Regions from separate parts of the Mus musculus genome. Here regions 2 and 3 are each linked to region 1. Evidence: chromatin contacts called from ENCODE Hi-C data. All regions are on one chromosome and are shown on one strand. The core of a region is the stretch at or near the end of the contact, and the rest is flanking DNA. Distances in the headings are between cores, read along the strand shown. Region 1 holds the start of Tspoap1 (TSPO associated protein 1). Region 2 has its middle 5.4 kb from the start of Mir21a. Region 3 overlaps Vmp1 (vacuole membrane protein 1).

The links. Hi-C counts contacts between places; a loop is a spot of excess contacts on that map.
Region 2: a map of T-helper 17 cell shows a loop between it and region 1 (8-fold over the local background). The contact joins the enhancer-like site here to the promoter of Tspoap1 in region 1. A Hi-C loop is called at or near these places in 2 of 37 maps with a recorded cell type or tissue (T-helper 17 cell and T-helper 2 cell).
Region 3: a loop to region 1 is called in a map of v-Abl transformed pro-B cells, with 7 times the contacts of the local background. The contact joins the enhancer-like site here to the promoter of Tspoap1 in region 1. A Hi-C loop is called at or near these places in 2 of 37 maps with a recorded cell type or tissue (T-helper 17 cell and v-Abl transformed pro-B cells).

What each region holds. Positions count from the first base shown.
Region 1 is chr11:87,758,343-87,762,310 of GRCm38, forward strand. It overlaps Tspoap1 (TSPO associated protein 1), which reads left to right and starts at 2,199. Exons shown (of 32, transcript NM_172449.2): 1 at 2,199-3,386. The coding sequence starts at 3,060.
Region 2 is chr11:86,576,737-86,580,704 of GRCm38, forward strand. No RefSeq gene overlaps it. Among named protein-coding and RNA genes, the nearest start is that of Mir21a, 5.4 kb to the right of the region's middle. Within about 2 kb of position 2,182, at least 3 of the 3 ENCODE cell types and tissues checked have a DNase peak (open chromatin) inside an H3K27ac peak, as active enhancers do.
Region 3 is chr11:86,594,540-86,598,507 of GRCm38, forward strand. All of the region lies in intron 10 of Vmp1 (vacuole membrane protein 1), which reads right to left. Gm46289 (a long non-coding RNA gene) reads left to right here. Exons shown (of 2, transcript XR_001780284.2): 2 at 1-3,956. Among named protein-coding and RNA genes, the nearest start is that of Gm46289, 6.0 kb to the left of the region's middle. Within about 2 kb of position 1,884, at least 1 of the 3 ENCODE cell types and tissues checked has a DNase peak (open chromatin) inside an H3K27ac peak, as active enhancers do.

The DNA.
Region 1 (3,968 bases), core at 949-3,448:
AACACACTTTCACCATCATGTGCATTTCATCAGGGCCTATACACCGATGCCAGCCACATGCATGAACTGTGACATATAGACAATGAGACGTGGCTGGTGTATCATATGGGTATACAGTCACCTAGGCCAAACACATGTTCATTAGTACTTACACATATAATGCCAAAGAATATACCCATTAGTGACATTCACATGTGGTGGCTTCATGTACATAAGACACTAACCGCGAGATCATCAAGATCTCTCTGGATTGCCACATTGATGAATTGAAAAACATTTAATTTGTGTGTGTGTGTGAATGCTGGTGAGTGTACCAATGTACTGTGGTGTGCATTTAGGGCCAGAGAACACCTTGCGTGGAGGAGTTCTCCACTTTGGCCACGTGGTTACTGGGGATCAAACTCCAGTGGTCAGGCTTGGTGGCAAATGTCCTACCCACAGAGCCATCCTATTGACTAGGATTGAAAAACAAAATGTGTTTTTGATTGCAAGCCAATTGTAGATGTAATTACAACCCCAGCAACTGGAAGAGGAAGGACCAGCTTGAGCTAAGACTCTTACCAGAGAGGAAGCTGTCTCTTTATAATGTATAGACTTTGCTTGTTATTCTTGTGATTTCCTCAATAGTACAGTACAATTATTTTAACATTCACATCGTATTATAAAATAGGTATAAACAATCTAGAGATGATTTAAGGCATGGGGGTGGGGTGGGGCTGGGCTGAGGATATGGTTTAGTGGTAGAGTGCTTGCCTAGCATGCAAGAGACCTTGGGTATACAGAAGGATGTGTATAAGCCATGGGCGGATATTTCATCACCTTACATAAAAGGACTTAAGCATTTGAGAACTTAGTGGGGTATCCTGAGATGATCTTATAGACAGTCCCCTTAGGCATGGAGGGGTGAGAATATATATACAGAGACTGCGTGCACATCATGCCAGGCAAGTTTATCATGTACATAGATCATTGTATGCCATTGTACATTATTATATGACAATGTATGTCATAATGTGTTAGTGCTGTATAATGGCATGATATCTGTGATTTATAGCAAAATGCAATGATAAACTCATACGTAATTGCATGCACATAGACATTGTAGCAAATAGACATACAATGACACAAAACCATGCACAGATATATATCCAATGAGATTCATAGACAAAATAGCACACATACATGCAGTGATCTCCATGTATACACAGACATACTATGCATACTCTTCTATACATACATGTAATATGACATGCATATGCATGCTGACTGAAAGTTACATGACATAGCATGTGTACTGATGTTTAGACTGCTTTAGAGAAATGAATGTTACCTTCTCTCTTATGCAACTCCAACCCCTACCCAGTTCCATTGGCTCTGGCCTGGGTGGAGCCTACTGTCTGGGTGGGGGGTGTTCTCTATGCTTTAGCTGCTATTCCATAGGGGTGCCACATGAGGGCCCTCGACCTTGGCTTGTCTTGCGTCTAGGAGCAACATTCTTATCTCTCGAGATCTAGGTGCCCCACATACAGGCAGACACCTAGGTTGGGGCAATTCCTATGTCCTTGTTCCCAAAAGCCATTTTTTTTTCATAGCAAGTAAATAAATAAAGCCTAATGCTAGACAGAAGATGAACTTCCTGATGGTTGAGGGAAAATCAGCCCAAAAGGTCCTGTCTTATGATCTCTCCTGCTAGCCTGTGAAGGCTGGGCTGTCCCCCAAATGTGATCTGCCATGGGGAAGCTGAAGTCGTTTTTCAGCCTATTTCAACACTCTGTCCTTTTGCTCGTCTTTCTATTTTCAGACTTTTATTTCTTTGTTTTATTCCAAATCCCACCATTTCAGCTCTGTCCTTTTCTACAGCTAGGTCTCTGTCACATTGTTCTATCCCCATCAGTCTTGCCTGAAAGGAGAGGACTGTCTCTACTCCCTTTCCTCTGCACCCTGGAAGTGAGGGTCTGTGGGGTCAAGGGGATGAAGAGGCCATGTTGGGGGGTCCGGAGGGGGTAGCTTTCTAACCTACCATCCAGTAAGGAACCTGCTCTTTCCACTGTCCCGACCCTGCCAGCTTGCCTGCCGGTCCAGCCCACCAGTCCAGCTCCATCGTCATGGAAACCAGCAGCTGACTTCCTATTGGTGGGCAGGAGGGGAGGAGGAGGGGGAAGGGAGGGATGATGATGCTCCCCTGCTCCCCACTCCCCATTCTGAGGCTCTGCCCTCCTTCGTGCCCACCATCTCATTTGGGGAGCTCCGGGACCGCGAGGGACCCTTGCAGTCCCTCGAGCTGAGACTAGCTGAGGCAGAGACTATGAGGCAAGCCGCCCATCGACCCAGGCCTCCTTAGGACCGCCCAGCCACCCAGCAAGCAACTGATCGGCGGCAGCCAGCGGAGAGAAAAGCTGGAGATAAAGGACCACAGTGGATCACTGGGGATCATTCCCAGGAACTCCTGCGGACCCTTTCCAGGCAGAGTGGTCGTGATGGGTGGCCAGACTCACAGACACTGAAAGACACACGCCACTACAGATACACCGGGCTTTACAACACTGAGACAGGACCGGCGACAGCATCACACACTGCCACAGCCCTGCAATACAGACAGCCCCTACCCCCACGCAGAAACAACTGGTAACTCTTAAATAGGCACAGACAGTGACACATAGCACCACCCTTCTCAACATACACAAGTCGGAGTATTCATCCTCCAATCACATAATAAAACATCACTGACCTGCAGGGACAGACCTGGAGGCACACGTACATATATACCTTCAGCCAGGCACTCCTGGTGGTGGTCTCTCACCCCCCCACACACACCCCGTACACACACACACACACACACAAGAGAGAGAGAGAGAACCATGAGCAAACCCCAGCTCCAGTCTGGCAACCCCGATACCTTCTGAACCCTCCTTCGTGGGTGGGAAGAGCTCAGCCAACCTCTGATGGACTCGGTGAAGCCAAACACTTACAGGGAGAATGGTCTAGTCTGGCATGACCCTTGTCAGTCTTCCCGCTGGTGATGTCCCCAGGTCCAGGTTCGGGGGCCCCTTGCCGAAACCATGGAGCAACTGACAACCCTCCCACGGCTTGGAGACCTTGGAGCCATGGAGCCATGGGCACTGCCTGCCTGGCAGCACTGGACTCAGGGCCAGGGGTGCAAACCTGGAGATGCATCTCCAAGCATTGCTGGTACTCCGACAGCTCTGCAGGTTAAAGGATTGAGGTTTGAAGAGAGTTCCAAGCCTGAGGGAGCTCATAGCCCTGGACCTGTCGGAAATACTGATCCTGAAGCAACAGAGACCGGGCTGCCTAAGCTGGGGCAGCAAGCAGAGAGCCCTGGGTACAGCTGTTCCGGGCTGGAGGAGGAGGAGGCACAGGCTTATAAGGTAAGAGAGGATGGAGAGGGCTGCAAGATGGACTGGCCATAATCTGTAGTCCCACTGCCCACATTTCTTGTCTCTGTCTCTGTCTCTCTCTGTCTGTGAGTCTGCCTGTGTGATTATCTGTCCTTCCTTCCTTGGACGGGAATCTAAGTGGCCTCGCTCTGTTCTCTCTGGCTCTGGCCCTCAGTGTGGGTACATGTGTCTCTTTCTGATTATGTTAGGTCTCTTCCACCACGAGTCTGTCTGGGGGGAATCTTGGTATGCTGGGGGGTGTGGAGGTGGGCTTGGTGCTGGGCTGAGCCAAGGAAGATTTTGTTGTGGGTGGGTGTGAGTGAGCTAGCTACTGGAGAGGATGAAGGAAGCAGGACTTTAGTGGAGGGCAGGGGACTCTACAGACCCAAGATGTCTAGACGGATGGGGAGGGAGTTTGATCTGCCATTACCTAAAAGGCTGTGGGGTAGAAAGGCAAGCATAGAGGAAGAGCAGGAAATGCCCCAGAATGGTGTGAGGCTGCCGCTGAAGGCATGAAGGCATGGAGGATGGGCCTGTCCCTTCTCCTTAGGTCCTGGTAGCACCCCTCTCTGA
Region 2 (3,968 bases), core at 932-3,431, 1.2 Mb before region 1:
AGCAGCAGAGCTGTTTCTCCATCTTTGCTTCCTTTATCTTTGAAGGAAGCAAAGGCAGAGAGAGCATCTGAGAATTGAATTGATTGCTACATGCTTAAGAGACCACACAGCATCCCTCTCGCTGAAATGCCTGCTTATATCTTTACAGATTGGGCATCTCATTATGCCAGATCCCATGAGAACCCTTGTGGTCTTTGAAAACAAGGCAGGAACTTACAAGTGGAATTTGCTTTCCCCATTCTCCACCCCAGGAGTCCACACAAGTTAAGCCTCTCTTGCTGAACTCTGATGCTCCTGCAAGGTGGTATCACTGTGGTTACATGTCATTTATTCTGAATATCTATTCAGTCAGCTTCAGTAAGCAACAACTCTTCTACTAAATAACATGTAAACAACCTCAGCATCAAAGCAGTCAAGTGGAAAGCTGTCTTCACCATAAACTCCAGAAGGTGCAGAGGAGCCTTTGGGTTTGGCAGAGGTGGCTGGGAAAAGCCCTCACTCTGTCTTGAATACACATCTGGGCTCCTGGCTACATCCAGCGGAACATAGCAACACCCAGTACCCAGCTTTTCTCCTTATATAGAAAGACCATCTATGCAGGGATCACCACCCTGCAACCTCACTGGGAGGAGCCACTGGCTCAGCCAGCAGGACACAACAGGAGAGAGGAAGTTTTAGAGTTTCCTGTGACTCAAAGCACTAGTCACATTTCAGCAAGTGATCAGACAAGTGAAGGCTGCTGGTACTTCCGGAAAAGCCTGGAGGGCCTTTGTGTGGGATCCTGCAAGGTCCAGTGTGTGTGTCAGCTGAGCAGTGTGGGGATAACATTTCTAGGATCGAGAAACCTGAGTGGGCACCTCCCCACACCTACGCCTTTTATAAATCTTTCTTAGAGGGTAGCCATCTTCTGTCTCCCCTTACTATCTTTGAGTGGTGCGTGCATGTGGGTGTCAGATGTTCTGTCATTGACAACTTTAATTTTTTAAGGTCTCTCCTAGAACTCACTAATTAGGCCAGAGAGCTCTGGGGACCCTGTGGCTTCTGCTCCCTAGGGATAGGGTACAGATGTGGATGCTGGGGAATCCACTCAGGGTCTCAAGCTTGTGTGGCAAGCACTTTACACACCGAGCCATCACCCTAACCCGTCCTCGTTTCTCTTGCCTCTTTTACTCTGGCCTTGGCCCATACCCCAGCCTCTATTTGTCAAGTAGCCCCTAACTAGACTGCCACAGTACTCACTCAGCACGTGCTGTAGGCTGTGCACACAGTGGGCCCTTACAGAGATAATATTCTAGTGGCTAAAACAGATTGAACACAGAAAAGGGCAAATGAGTTGTAAATTAAGTACTTTGCTTTGTGTTGGTGGGACTGGAGATCCAATCTGCAGCCTCCTCAAGAAAACAAAACAGACTACAGCAAGGAGTAGAGGACTTGAGTAGACTGATCCAGCGAGTGATATTCTCTCTCTCTCTCTCTCTCTCTCTCTCTCTCTCTCAGGGCAGGGTCTCATCCAGCCTAGGTTGGCCTTCAACAGCTGGTCCTTCTCCTCCCAAGGGCTGGGATTACGGGCTAAGCCACCACACCTAGCTTCTAACCTCTTGCCAAGTCCCCTCTGACCAGCACGCCTTCTCTTGACTCATAGCTGCCTTCAGCTCTAATGCCAGTCTAGGACAACATCCTTTACTTCTTAATCAGAAACTGATTCCTTTACCTTAAAAGAAAGTTTTTTTTTTTTGTTTTTGTTTTTTTTTTGTTTTTTGACAAGGTCTCACTACACAGCTCAGAATGACCTCAAATTTGAAATTGCTCTGCCTCTGCTTTCAAAGTGCTGAGATCATGGAGGACTGACACCATAATCTGCCTTTTTTTTTTTTTTTTTTTTTTAAAGTGTGCTGATGCCGTTCCAGGCACTGATGATTTCACTTGGTTGTCAGGAAGATTAAAACAGGTAACTCAAGATGGCAAACCACTCCGAAAATGAAGGAAGGTGCATGCCTTTTACCCCAGAGAGATCTCGGCCAATCTCAGGCCAGCTGGGGCTACAAAGTGAGACCTTGTCCCAAAATTGAAAAGGAAAAAAAAAGGCCTATACAAATATGAATTGTTTAGTAATCATCGTTGTTACTCACAAGAGCACCCTGGGAAGCTGGCCAGGCAGGAAAGCTGGGGATCGGGGTGGGGAACGGACCAGCTCTTTGAACCCTGTGACACAGGAGGGCTGAAAAGCTGCCTGGCTTCTTAGGCGGGGCTTGGTTTTCTGCTTTCTTCCGTTCCCCACCAACTCAGTTGATCACAAGATGCAACTTGAACTTTTGCACTGATTTCCACACCAGAGTTCGTAAGAGCTGAGACACCAAGGCCTCGATGTCCACTTCCTTGTTTGTGCCCCCGCTATGCACAAACAGCGGAACCACCCAGTCTCAGTGCTCTCCTGAGGTTGCAGTGAGGACTAAACGATAAGCTTGACGTGACGCTGAAGACAGTGTCTGGTACAAAGCAAGCAATCCTGATCAAAGTTACAGAAACCCACTGTGCTTCCTGGTTCAGGGCGTATCAGAGAGGTCTCTGTGGGAAGGGGACGGTGCAATGGGCAGAGTAGAGGTGCTTGGAGCATTGAGAGCATGGCCAAACGGTGTAGGCTTTGCGCCATGTGGGGCTTAGCAGTCTTCCAACAAGTGACCCAGGAGCACCCTCGGGAGGCCCAGGACCCCATCTCCAGCCGGGTGGGGGAGGGGCTGCAGAGAGCGGCTTCCTCGCTTTATTCGAGGCCTTCTTGGAAGGTGGCTGGGCTGAGGACACCATTCCCTTCGGCCATGGCCAGTGAGCCAGGCTTGGGAGCGAGGAGTAATGCACAGTGGTATGGAGCACACGGTGAGAAGAGGGAGGGAGGCAACTGGGAGTGCCAAGCTCCAGCCAAAGGACCATCACTTTTCACAAAAGCTCGCTACCCCAAAACATTTTTTCTTTTTGATTTTAGACAGCCTAGAATACAATTAGGCAATGCTGTCCAGCTGGGTCAGTCCAAAGAGACTCCAAGAAAAAGTGCTTATTTCCCAACGAGGGGAGCAGAGAGTGGCAAGAGGCTTCCCAGAATTAGCAAGAATTTGGGGTGAAGACCGACAGTGGAGGCCAGGAACTCCCTAAAGACCCTGTCAGTTGGCATAGGTGGCTCAGGGGTCTCAGGAGGCTGGAGTCCTTTCTGAATTCTGGGATGTGGTTTCCAACGCAAATAAAGGCCAATTAGTAGAAATGGGCTGGAGTGTGTCCAAGCACTTCCTGTCTGTCCTTTGAATCGTTTGGAAATGGTTAACAAATAGGTTGGACACCTGGCTCCAAATGAGAGATGGGAATTTCCATGTAAAGCTCCAACTGTAAAACTCTTCCTTCCCCAAGCAATTCAGACCAGGACTCAAGTGCGCCCTAATGATCCAAAGTCCTAAGCAGGCTTGACTAAGTCAGCAACGGCCGCCGGCCACAGATTGGAAGAAACCCTTTACATGTAAAAAGGCTATGCTGAGAGGGACAGCCGTGTTTCCAGCGTCACTGGCTGGTGGATCTGGATGACAAACCCTCAAAAGTTGCATTTCTGTCTGTTCCCAGACCCAGCCAGCCACTTGCAACAGACTCACTCTCACAGGTTGGGAGAATTTGCATAAATTCAGATCTGAAGTGAATTCTGATGGGGAGCAGCAGCCATCCAAAACAACCTCCTTTTTGAGTTCCCATTTATGCCCACACAGATCTGGGCAGGTCCAGTGGGGTCAAAGAACAAGAACAGTTGGCACCTGCCTATCCCTGCCCTGTGCAATTCTCAAGGCTTGAGTAAGCAGCTGCGAATCACAGGCTTTGTAAGATCTCTTCCCTTCCCGGAACAGGCTAAAAATGCAAATGCACTAGGTAGGTTATTTGCTGCACTGCGTGGCCTCACCTCTAAGGCAAACATATTACTTCAGGTGAACTCTTGACCC
Region 3 (3,968 bases), core at 634-3,133, 1.2 Mb before region 1:
CCTAGAACTTGCTATGGAGATCAGGCTGGCTTCTAACTCACAGAGATTCGCCTGCCTCTGCCTCTAGATTATTGGATTAAAGGCATGTATGCAGTACCATGCCATGCCTAGCTAGCCTTTATATTTCTACTGTTTCTTTTCTCCCCCACCCCAAGCCTGCTTTTAACTTCCTCTTCTCTCCCCATGCTTGTACATGGTGCACACCATCATGCTCAGTAGTAATTTGTATTTTCTTTTTCCTTAATTTTTTTTTTGTGTATATATGTGTGCCCAAATGTATATATGTATGTACAGGTACCTAAGAAGGCCAGAAAAGGGCACTGGATCCCATGGAGATAGTTACAGGCAGTTATGTCCTATCCAATACAGGTGCTGGAAACAAAACAGGGTCTATTGAAAAAGTGGCAAGTGCTCTTAATTGCTGAGCCATCTCTCCAGCCCTGTAATTTATATTTTCTCTCTAGTTTTTTTTTTTTTTTTTTGGCTAGTATTTCCCTCATCCAAAAACCACATAGTAATTCCTTCTATTAATGAAAGAATAGGTTGAGCTGGAGAGATGGCTCAGTGGTTAAGAGCACTGACTGCTCTTCCAAAGGTCCTGAGTTCAAATCCCAGCAACCACATGGTGGCTCACAACCACCTTAATGAGACCTGATGCCCTCTCCTGGGGTGTGTGAAGACAGCTACAGTGTAATTACCTATAATAAATAAATAAATTAAAAAAAGAATAGGTTTATGTATCTAAGAAGTAGGGTAATTAAAATGTGTCAGGAATTCCTGACCGCCTTTTGTTTTACCCTGTATTATCTAACAAACTGGATTTTTACTTTAATATTCCACTGAAATGCTCTGATAGTGCTAACTTCCTAATAAAATATCCATTTCTCATCAGCAGTCTAGCTATGCTGCATCCCAGCATCTATGACAGAAACATGGAAGAGTTTCTGCAGATTACCACAGACACAAGAAGGGAAGCTATCATCAACTGCAGAGGGAGGTAACTTTAAAGTCAGAACTGCGCCACCACAGCTGCGTCACCACAGTGGGGTTCTAAGCTAGTAATCCTTTCTCAGATCACGGAATGAATACTGGTGGGCCAGACTTTGTTTTTTGTTTTTTTTTCCAGACAGGGTTTCTCTGTGTAGCCCTGGCTGTCCTGGAACTCACTCTGTAGACCAGGCTGGACTCGAACTCAGAGATCCGCCTGCCTCTGCCTCCCGAGTGCTGGGATTAAAGGCGTGGGCCACCACGCCCGGCTTGGTTCAGACTTCTATAACCTTTTAAGAAAATTACTTTCATAATGACCAGCGTAAAACAGAATCAGAGACATGAACTAGATTACATTTTATAATAATAGTAATAAAAAATAGCCATGCAAGGTAGCCCATCCCTTTAAGCCCAGACAGAATTCTGTGACTTCAAGGACAGCCGGGTTTACATGAAGTGAGTTACAGGCTAGCCAGGGCTAGCCAGGGCTACCGAGTAAGACCCTCATTCAACAGAAGCAGCAGCAGCAGCACCAGCAACAAAAGATGCCCAAAAACACCCCAAAACAAAAACAAAAACAAACAAGCAACTCAAACAGAAAAATAAGAAAAGGTTGAGTCTTCCTCCTGTGGTCTAGGCTGACATAGCTCATTCTAACTACTTTCCATAGAGTGAAGAACAAGAAACAACATTCCGACTTCAGAGCTTAATTACTAACTGGTTCAAATGCTCTCTCTTGCCACAGGCAAGCCTGACTCTGAGGTCAAACATCAAGTTAACTGTTGTTAGGAGACAGCGAAGAAGAGCATGGAACATTCTGTAACTGGTGAAAAGTCCCTGTTCCAGCCAAGCCCATCCCCCAGCCCTCGAGTTCAATGACTGAGTTATGGAAACTTCTCCTGTGTGGTAAAACTGGGGACTTTGTCTTCCAATCAGACCCTGGCAAGCTGACAACAAGCCAATGTTCTGCATATGGCTTATTGCAAGTCACAGGCTTAATGTTATTTTCTGGGAATTCTTAGCCTCTATTTGGTGAGAATTCCGGAACATGTCATTTTATAATTACAATTTTTATCATTTGGTTCTGTACTTTAAGAAATATTCACAGGTCTCACGTATTTCTTACAATGTAAGTCTACAATGAATTAAAAATCAGGTTTATGTCATCACAGTAATAGGGAACAAGACGTTAACACTGCCTTTCAAGCTCTCAGGTTTGCTGGTGCTTTGGCTCTGACTTTCCCTCTGACGTACTCAGAGAGTACAAACCAATGCACAAGCAACATCTTTAAAAACAACAGAATTCTGTCCCTGCCCACCTGCTAAGAAACACACCATAAATTAGAAAGCTATTTTCTATATTCTAATCTTTCAGAATTTGTAAGTGGTCCACTATATCTGATTATTTATAGAGTATAACTTAGATCTATCTACTGATTTAGATAATAAGGACATTTTCCCTTAAACCTATTGACATTAGCAACTACTTTCTAGAATTGCCCTAGAAATAAAGCTGTTAATTATGATTGGGGAATAGGCATTATTGAACTTAGGGTGTCATGTTTAGCTAGGCTGTTCCATACTTATATTAAGAATAGCAGTCCACTGGGGCTGGAGAGGCGGCTCAGTGGTTAAGAGTACTGGCTGTTCTTCCAGAGAATCTGAGCTGAGCTTCTCGCACACAGGCAAATGACCATCTGTAACTCCAGCTCCAAGGACTCTGACACCTTCCAGTCTCCACTGTCACTTAAACACATGTGGTATTTACTCACAAAGATATACACACATACACGTAAGTAAAAATATCAAGGTCAGCCTGGTGTATATTGTGAATTCTAGGCAGCCACAATGCATAGTTGAGAGAAAGTTACAAAAGAAAAGAAAAGAAAAGAAAAGAAAGGAAGGAAGGAAGGAAGGAAGGAAAGAGTTTAAGATCATTCTGAGTTGAACCAGACAAACCTGAGCTACATGAACCCATGCATTCAGGATTTAGGGTTATATTTATTATTTTTGTTACAGTGCTAAATATCCCCTGTAAACACTCTACCACAGAGCTACAGCTACAGCCATATTGGTAATTTTCATTTTGAACACTTATATTTTAAAACATCTAGGCAGGCCTCGTTAATCCTAGCATTTGGGAGACAAAGGCAGGTGGATCTCTGTGAGTTTGAGGTCAGCCTGGTCTACAGAGCTAGTTCAAGGAAAGTCAAGGCTACACAAAGAAACCCTGTCTCAAAAAAATAAGAAGTAAATAAATTAAAAAAAAAAACAAAACAACCCAAAGCCAGAGAACATTTCCTATTTGAGCTAGGCATGGAGGTACTTGCTTTTAATATTAGCAGGTGTAGAGGTATGCTGATCTCGGTGAGCTTGAAGACAGCCAGAGTTATGAATAGAGATGCTGTCTCAAAAGACAAAACAAAGCAACAATGTCTTGTTTCAAAGTGTAGGAAAACAAATTTTGTCATGATTGGTGAGAGACTGTGATTATAATTTAATTACTGACAAAATACTAAAAACTCTTTTGGTATCTGATGTTGAAGCCAAATCTAATTAACTTATATTATTTAAAGATTTGTTTATTTAACCACTCAGCTATAACACACACACACGTAATTTAGACAAAGTTTCTCTGTGTAGCCCTGGTTGTCCTAGAACTAACTCTGTAGACCAGGCTATCCTTGAACTCAGAAATTTGGTGACTACCTCCCGGGTGCTAGGATCAAAGGCAGGATTACAGGCATGTGCGGGCTTATATATACTAATGAATAATGTGCACGCATATGTGTCAGCATGTACGTATGTGCACTCAGACAGGTGCCCTCAGAGGTCAAAGGCCTGGAGTGAGTCCCTTGGAGCTGGAGTTGCAGGTGGTTACAAGTCATCAATGTGCGTGTTTAAGCCAGAGCTATTTCTCCAGTCCCTCACTAGGATTCTTTTGGGGACCATGCTAATGCAGTTTAAAAGAAAGGAATAGG